Regions from separate parts of the Homo sapiens genome. Here region 1 is linked to region 2. Evidence: read pairs that join two places in POLR2A ChIA-PET (ENCODE). Cell type or tissue: MCF 10A. All regions are shown on one strand.

Region 1 (4,000 bases), 220 kb before region 2:
TCCTTTTTCAGTCAACTCGTCCTCCATTCCCAACCCCAGGCAACCATTGATCTGTTCTCCTTCCTCATCATTTTTTTGACATTTCCAGAATGTCATATAAATTGAATTATTCAGTATATGTGTAGCCTCTTGGGTCTATTTTGTTTCACTTAGAAGAAAGCATTTGGGATTCACCCTTGTTGCTTAGTCAATTAATTTAATTGCATGGATATCTCATGGTTTGTTTATCCATTCAACAATTGAAAAACATTTGGATTGTTTCCAGATTTTAGCAGTAATGAATATAGTTGCTGCAACCATTCATGTACAAGTTTTTACTAAATTTTCTTTTTTCTTGGGTAAATACCAAAGAGTAAAATTGCTGGGTCATAGGTAAATGTATGTATGACTCTATAAGAAACTGCCAACCCATTTTCCAAAGTGACTGTACCATTTTGCATTCCCATGAACAACATACAAGAGTTCCTGTTGCTTCACATCCTCACTATTCATTCGTACTATCTTTGTTTTAAGCATTATAATAGATGGATAGTGGTTAGGGCATTTATTTAGAATGTTCCAAGGAAAAATTATTAAGCTGATTCTCAGATGCCTTGCAAGATCACCCAGGCTTGGATTCTGAGAGAAACCACATCTTGAAGGCATATCACAAGTGACTACTTATTGCTCCATACTAATGGTTGTAGCTTTACCATAAACTCTTTTCCAGTCAGTATACAGGCCTTTAGAAGTACTTCCTTATTTTAGTAACAAGTTCAATAAGCACTTAAATGATGATTAAAGTCAAAGATTTGATTCTTTAATAGACAAATAACAATCTCTTTACCCTTTGTCATAGACTTGAAGTCAATTCACTGTTTGCAAATGCATCCTTTTTGGTATCAAGTCCGCAAATAGTTCGTTTAAAAGTCAGGCCATCATTTGGAAAAATGAACTCAAACTTACCATTCTGTTCATAGCAGCATTTTCCTAATACATGAAGCGCAGCAACAATCAAAATGAGAATGATGAAGACTTTAAGAAAATGGAATACTTTTAAAGTGCCACACACTATCACAGGACGTTTAGGATATTTAAATTTCCATCCAACACAGTTCATTTACTACTACCCAGTCAGTGCCACACGAATTACCCTTCTGTTCTTTTTCTTATTAAAGTTATCTCAATTAAGTCGTTTTCTCCAAACTTTGAACTTTTAAGGCAAAAGAGAAAGATAAAATCTGTGGGTTACTTTTGTAACAAGTTATGTTCTTTCCCAGTGAATTTTCCATGACATCTGTTTAGGAAAATCTCAGAAGATACCAAAATGAGATAATGATGGGGTTTTATATTTATCAAAGGCAGCCTTACCCCCATGCACAAATACACTAACTCCCCATTGCATGGCAGCACGCTTTTGTGTGCCCAGAGGCAGAGTCAGTGAAAGGAAACTGGTTCTAAGGAAAAAGATCTTGCTAAATCCTCCTTGTTAAAAGCTGGAGCCATCTGAGCTTGACCTTTCTGATATTTCTATCAAATTGGCCTCCCTTTTGTTTTCAATATACATATATATCAACACATATATATATATACACACGCACATATATACATACATGTATATGTATGTATGCATATATAAATACATATTTTATACACACACACACACATACATACACACACACACACAAACACTTTTACCTTGTTCCGCTTTCAGGTTGAACTTGAGAACACATTTAAGGAAGTTCTCAGCAATAAGATATTTTCAGAGAAGGACTCTTCATGATGCAGGAAAATGAGACTTTATTTTTTATTTATTTATTTATTTATTTATTTAGATGGAGTCTTGCTTTTGTTGCTCAGGCTGGAGTGCAATGGCATGATATTGGCTCACTGCAACCCCCGCCTCCTGTGTTCAAGCAATTCTTCTGCCTCAGCCTCCTGAGTAGCTGGGATTACAGGCACGTGCCACCACGCCAGGCTAATTTTTGTACTTTTAGTAAAGATGGGGTTTTTCATGTTGCCCAGGCTGGTCTTGAACTCCTGACCTCAGGTGATCCACCCGCCTCAGCCTCCCAAAGTGCTGGGATTGCAGGCCACTGCGCCCAGCCGAGACTTTATTTTTGAATGTTTTATAGTTGTTCTCAAGTAGTGCCTGACTCAGGCAGAGGCTTTTGTCACCAGTTACAAACTGCTGAGAACCCTTTAGGTTGAGAGTAGTATAACTGGTACTCTGGGAATCGAATAATTTTAATGATATATGTGCTTTGCTTGCTAGGTTTGTTCAAACGCTACTTAATTTATTATTCAATAGAGAATCTAAAGATCTATAGATCTGTAATCTAAAGAGGGATTATGAAGACACGTAACGTCCATTTCTTTCTTTATAACCACCATAGTAGGAAATTCTTTGATCCTAATTTTAACCATAAATTCTCTGGAAATACAAATAATGCTGGTCACTGGTAATATTTTAAGATGTTTATGTATATATTTCCCTATTTAAGATGAGACTATACCAGAGTCACTTCAGGCTATAAGTTCATCCAGCTCTTACTGAGAATAATGTTCATTTTTTTCCTCAGTCTCTTCTCCACAATATCTGTTCCCCAGGCGCTGCTCTTTTATTTGTTTCTCTCATCTTCTAAGTGTTTTATTTGCTCCTTGACCTTCAGTGTTCTCCTTCCATCAGTAACACCAGCACATCCAAATCTATGCCTCAGGCTGTGACATTTTACCTTCAATTCAGTCTTGAATTCCCAATTGCCTAAAGACCTGAAGATCCGAGTGTTTTGCTGGTACCACAACACTTGTAAAAATGAATTCTCCACCACCTGGCATTAAACCAGCGTCTCCTTCAGATTCATCTCTTCCTACTAAATGATGCTGCATTGGTCCAGACACTCAGATACCCAAGCTCTTGTCTTTTGGACTCCTCTCTCAACATCTATACTCAGGAAATGTCTACACAGAATTTTGTTGTATTTTGTTTTCCCACAATGTATTTTACTTTAATCTTTTCATAGCTGGGTACTCAGTATCATCAGGTGATGTATATTAATTAATCCAGGCATTAAATAAGAGGCTTAATTATGTCAGCACTTGGCAATCCATCCACATTCCAACCAACTTAATGGCTACAAGACAAGTTTGCCAAAATTCTGCTTTAATAGGCTATTTTCCTACCCCCAAACACCAAATAGTTCAATTCAAATAAAGCCTAGAAAGTTCAAAGTCCTAACAACTTTACTCAAGGCTCAATGAAGTTTGACCTGTACTTTTTCAAGGCTTATATCTTGCTACTTCCTTATATGCACCCCACACCCCAGGAAACTTTTGCTTTCAAATCCCCAGCATGCCATATTTTCAGCTGCCATACCTTTGTCTATATTCTGTCCATCTACAATTGTTGTCCAACTTAGTCATCTAATGAAATCTAATCTTTCCCTTTAGAATTTATGCTCCACTTTGATGTACATCGGAATAAACCAAAATGATTGTTAAAAATTCAGATTTTCTTACCCAATCTCAGAATTTTGATTTAATAAGTTAGGGGAAGGACCCAATAATCTATATTTTTAACAAATCCACTTGAGTGATTCTCATACAGATGGTCATGGGACAAAAACATTTGAAAAACATTGTAAGGACCAAAAATATAGACTGTTTAAAGTTTTCTTAGATGTCACTTGTTAAAAACTATTTCATTTTTTTTTTGGAATACATCAAGCATCTTTATTAAATCTAAAAAGAAGTGAATTCACTATCAGACAGTAGCCTGAATTAGCATCTTGATTCCATCCCGAATGAATTAACTAATGTCTGTGATACTCTTTGGTAGTCTGTAGAATGAAGTAAATAATAGTACTCACTTAATAACATTGTTTTAAGTTATGAGAAGCACTTGGCCTGGGTCTGGCACAGAGAAAAAGTTACATATTAGCTATTATTGCATTTCTTACGATAGGTTCCTAGACACAAAAATATTTTTATGGCTTTGGATTATAATCCTGGTCTCCCTTTT
Region 2 (4,000 bases):
TCTGAAAAAGAAACAGAAAGCAATTCCATTTACGATGGCTACCAAAAAAAGATACCTAGAAATAAATTTAACCAAAGATGTGAAAAATAACCTGCAATGAAAACTGTAAAACCTTAATGAAAGAAACTGAAGAGGATATAAATAAATGGAAGACAATCTGTGTTCTTGGCCTGGAAGAATTAACATTGTTAAAATATATGTACTACCCAGTGATCTATGGATTCAATGCAATCTCAGTAACATTCTACACAGAAATGACCTAGCTTTTTATTAGGACCCCTTTGATTGCCATTTAGAAAATGGACCAGAGCTGAAGCTGGAAGATCGATTAGAAGATTTTTGCAACAAGCCAGGTAGGAAAAATGACAGTGGATTTCTGCAAATCTCATACTTGCTTGACAAGGGTCACCTTGGACCCTTTACAAACTTTGATTTAATCATTCCACATTGTATACATTTATCAAAATATTGTATTGTTGCTCCATAAATGTGAGCAACTATAATTTGTCCTTTAAAATATTATCCATTTAAAAAATAGACAAATAAAAAATACAAGACTTGCAACATTTGAAAAAATTTGGATTCAATACGCTTGAGATGGAGCTCAGCAATTCATGTATTCAATAAGTTTCTCAAGTGATTCTTCTCACTGGGCAAATTTGGAAGCACAGGCTTGGAGCAAGTGGCGAGGAGAGAGGCAGAAGACATCAGAATCTGGATAGATATTTTGAAAGTTGAATAGACAAAAATAGATGCTGACATGACAAAGGACAAAACCAAGGCTGATTCCAAAAGCTGGGGCCATTTAGAGCCACAGAACTGGGCAACAAATATGGGTTTTCTTTTGGCAGAAACATTTGGGGAACCCCTAGCAAGGACAACCTACCTAAAAATTTTAAAAGATTTGCTTGAATCCCCACCTCCAATCCACTGAACCCAATAATTTGTATTGACTCTTGACCCACCCTATCCATCACATCCACCCTGCTTAGAAGCATGGGCGAATAGACAAGGCTGAGGAGCTTGTTGGAGGGGGTGGAAACAATGGGTTCAATAACTTACAATAACTTTTATGCATTCTTCAGGCAAAGCAAAAATTATCAAATTAAGTGACGTTTAGTAAAGCATTTTCTCACATTCTTTTAAAACTAATCTCTTTTTCTTATTGTGAATCAACACATTGGAACAATACATTAGAATCAACACACTGGAATTCAATCCATTACTATCAATACACTGGAATAAACCATGTGATGGCTGATTTTTGTCAACTTGACTGGGTTAAGAAATACTCATAGCTAATACAACATTATTTCTGGATGTTTGTGAGATTGGCATTTCAATCAGCAGACTGGGTAAAGAAGATCTGCCCCCTAACGATGCAAATTAGCAGCATCCAATTGTTGAGGACTCAAATAGAACAAAAGACAGAGGAAGGGCAAATTCTCTCTCTCTCTCATCTTCATCTGGGATGTTGTTTTTTCTTGACTTCAGAAATCAGGGCTTCAGGTTCTCAGGTCTCTGGACTCTGGAACTTAATAGCAATGGTCCCACCAGTTCTCAGGGCTTTGACCTCACACTAAAAGTTACATCCTTGGCTCCCCACGTTCTCAGGCCTTCGAAATCAGGCTGGATTACACCACTGGTTCTCCTGGTTCTCCAATTTGCAGACGGTAGAAGGTGGGACTTCTAGGCCTCTGTAGTCACATGAGTTAATTCTCAAAAGAAATCTCCTCATAGATATGCATAGATCCTATTGGTTCTGTTTCTCTGGAGAATCGTGACTAACACAAACAATAGTACAAGTTGCTTCACACTTTAACTTTGGGTAACCTTCTTTACGTAACAAAAGCCTGACTGGACAAACTAACTGAGTAGTTAAACAAATAATTCCTTTTTCGCATAGGAAATAGCTAAAATTCTTCTTCTAACCCAAGAGAAAGAAACCTTAAATTTGATATGATTTAAAAAAGAGATTTATAAAGTGATTCATGTTTTCCTAGTGAAGAAAAGTAAACTTATCCATTATAACTCTGATATATCTTATTTATGGAGAGGCGCTCATTGTTTTGTTCCTCTGTGTCTTTCTGTACAAAGGCCAACGCAGTTTATACCATCAAGAGCTGTCTTTCTGAATGTAAATCACATTTAATGGTATCACTTACACATAGAAAGTTTTCCATTTTCTTTAACTTACAGAAAATAAGATGAAAAGAAAAAGACTCCATTTCCCAGAAGTCATGATCAAATTTCAGATGACTTTTTCTACTCCATAATAAGCAAATATCAAATTTAAGCCAGAGAATCATCTGAAAAGGCTTGGCAACATTATAAGAGATCATAGTTTTGAGGAGCTTGTTGGAGGGGGTGAAAATTCCAAGATTGATAACTTACAATAGCTAGTACGCATTATTCAGACAAAGCAAAAATTGTCTAAGTGGTGTTTTATAGAAAAATTGTTATCAGGTTAGTTTAAAATGTTGAATCTCTTTTTCTAATTGTGAATCAACACATGTTTACATGCAGATATCCAAATTTTACACTTGATCATAGGAGTAGCTAAAGACAGATTACAACATTTTATTCCCAGAAGCCATTTTTCTTCCATTGCATTGGCAATCTCTTCAAGTTTTTGTGGGGCTTTTTAAGCAGATGCTTTAAGTTGCAATTTGAGTTACCGTTCGCATTTCATTCTACCATTGATTGGTAGATTCCAGGCACCCAGAATCTGCTAGAACATTCCCACCTTTCATCACCTTTTGCTAAATATTTGATGGACACGAAAGCATCCCATAATAGTAGAGAAGTAATCAGCTAACAAAAGGAAAAAATTATCCTTCCCAGCATCATTCCCTTTTTAACTCTTCCATGGGCATGTGCTTCTTTTCAAAATTCATGAATAAACAACATGCAGGCCATATCAGCCCTGCCTTCTAGGAGCATTTATCCATTCCTTTCTTCAACAAATATTTAGCACCTTCTCTATGCTAGACAATTTCCTGAACATTGAGGGCCTAGTGACAAGAAATAAATTTGTTACCTTTACAGAGATTATATGCTGGTGAGAAAATGGAAAATTAACAAATAAAAGTAAACAACAATACAATTTCTGATGGTAATGTGACATGACAAAAATAAACCATAATCTTTTTAATTTTAATTTAATTTTGTTGTTGTTGTTGTTGTTGTTGTTGTTGTTGAGACAGAGTCTCGCTGTATTGCCCAGGCTGGAGTGCAATGGCGTGATCTTGGCTCACTGCAACCTCTGCCTCCAGGGTTCAAGTGATTCTCCTGCCTCAGCCTCCCAAGTAGCTGTGACTACAGGCACCTGCCACCACATCTGGCTAATTTTTTTTTGTATTTTTAGTAGAGACGGGGTTTCACTATGTTGGCCAGGTTGGTCTTGAACTCCTGACCTCATGATCTGCTCGCCTCGGCCTCCCAAAGTGCTGGGATTACAGGCGTGAGCCACAGTGCCTGGCCTAATTTAATTTTTTTTTTTTTTTTTTTTTGAGACAGGGTCTTGCTCTGACACACAGGCTGGAATGCAGTGGCTGGTATGATCACAGCATGATCACGGCTCACTTTCCAGGTTTAAGCAATCCTTCCACCTCAGCCTCCCCAGTAGCTGGGACTACAGACACACACCACCACACCTGGCTAACTTTTTTCTTTTCATAGAGACAGTGTCACGCTGTGTTGTCTTGGCTGGTCTCAAACTCCTGGGTTCAAGCTATCTGCCTGCCTCGGCCTCCAAAAGTAAAAGCAGAATTTTAAAACAGAGAAAGGCCATTAGTGAAAAAGTGGTGAAATTTGAATAAAATCTTCGGTTTAGTTAATATTACTGAAACAACATTAATTTTCTGTTTATGATTATTATACTATGGTTAGGCAAGATATTAACGTAAGGGGAAGTGGGATAAGTGGTATAGAACTCTCTTTTTACTATTTTTGCAACTTTTCTCCAAGTCAAAATTAGTTCAAAATAAAATTGAAGCAA

The links. ChIA-PET counts read pairs that join two places held together with the same protein. Peaks named below come from ENCODE experiments on the same cell type or tissue, not always from the same donor. Only the 100,000 strongest peaks of a DNase experiment are listed, where the experiment ranks them.
Region 1: POLR2A ChIA-PET joins it to region 2 with 5 read pairs; 2 of 35 experiments call an interaction of 5 or more read pairs at or near these places.

The regions. Positions count from the first base shown.
Region 1 is chr17:69,998,725-70,002,724 of GRCh38, reverse strand. The region is part of intron 1 of LOC105371881 (a long non-coding RNA gene); the gene reads left to right. Among named protein-coding and RNA genes, the nearest start is that of LINC01497, 39 kb to the right of the region's middle. In MCF 10A, no CTCF peak of the experiment used is centred here; no DNase peak of the experiment used is centred here.
Region 2 is chr17:69,777,645-69,781,644 of GRCh38, reverse strand. The region is part of intron 3 of LINC01483 (long intergenic non-protein coding RNA 1483); the gene reads right to left. Among named protein-coding and RNA genes, the nearest start is that of LINC01497, 180 kb to the left of the region's middle. In MCF 10A, no CTCF peak of the experiment used is centred here; a DNase peak (open chromatin) is centred at 1,774.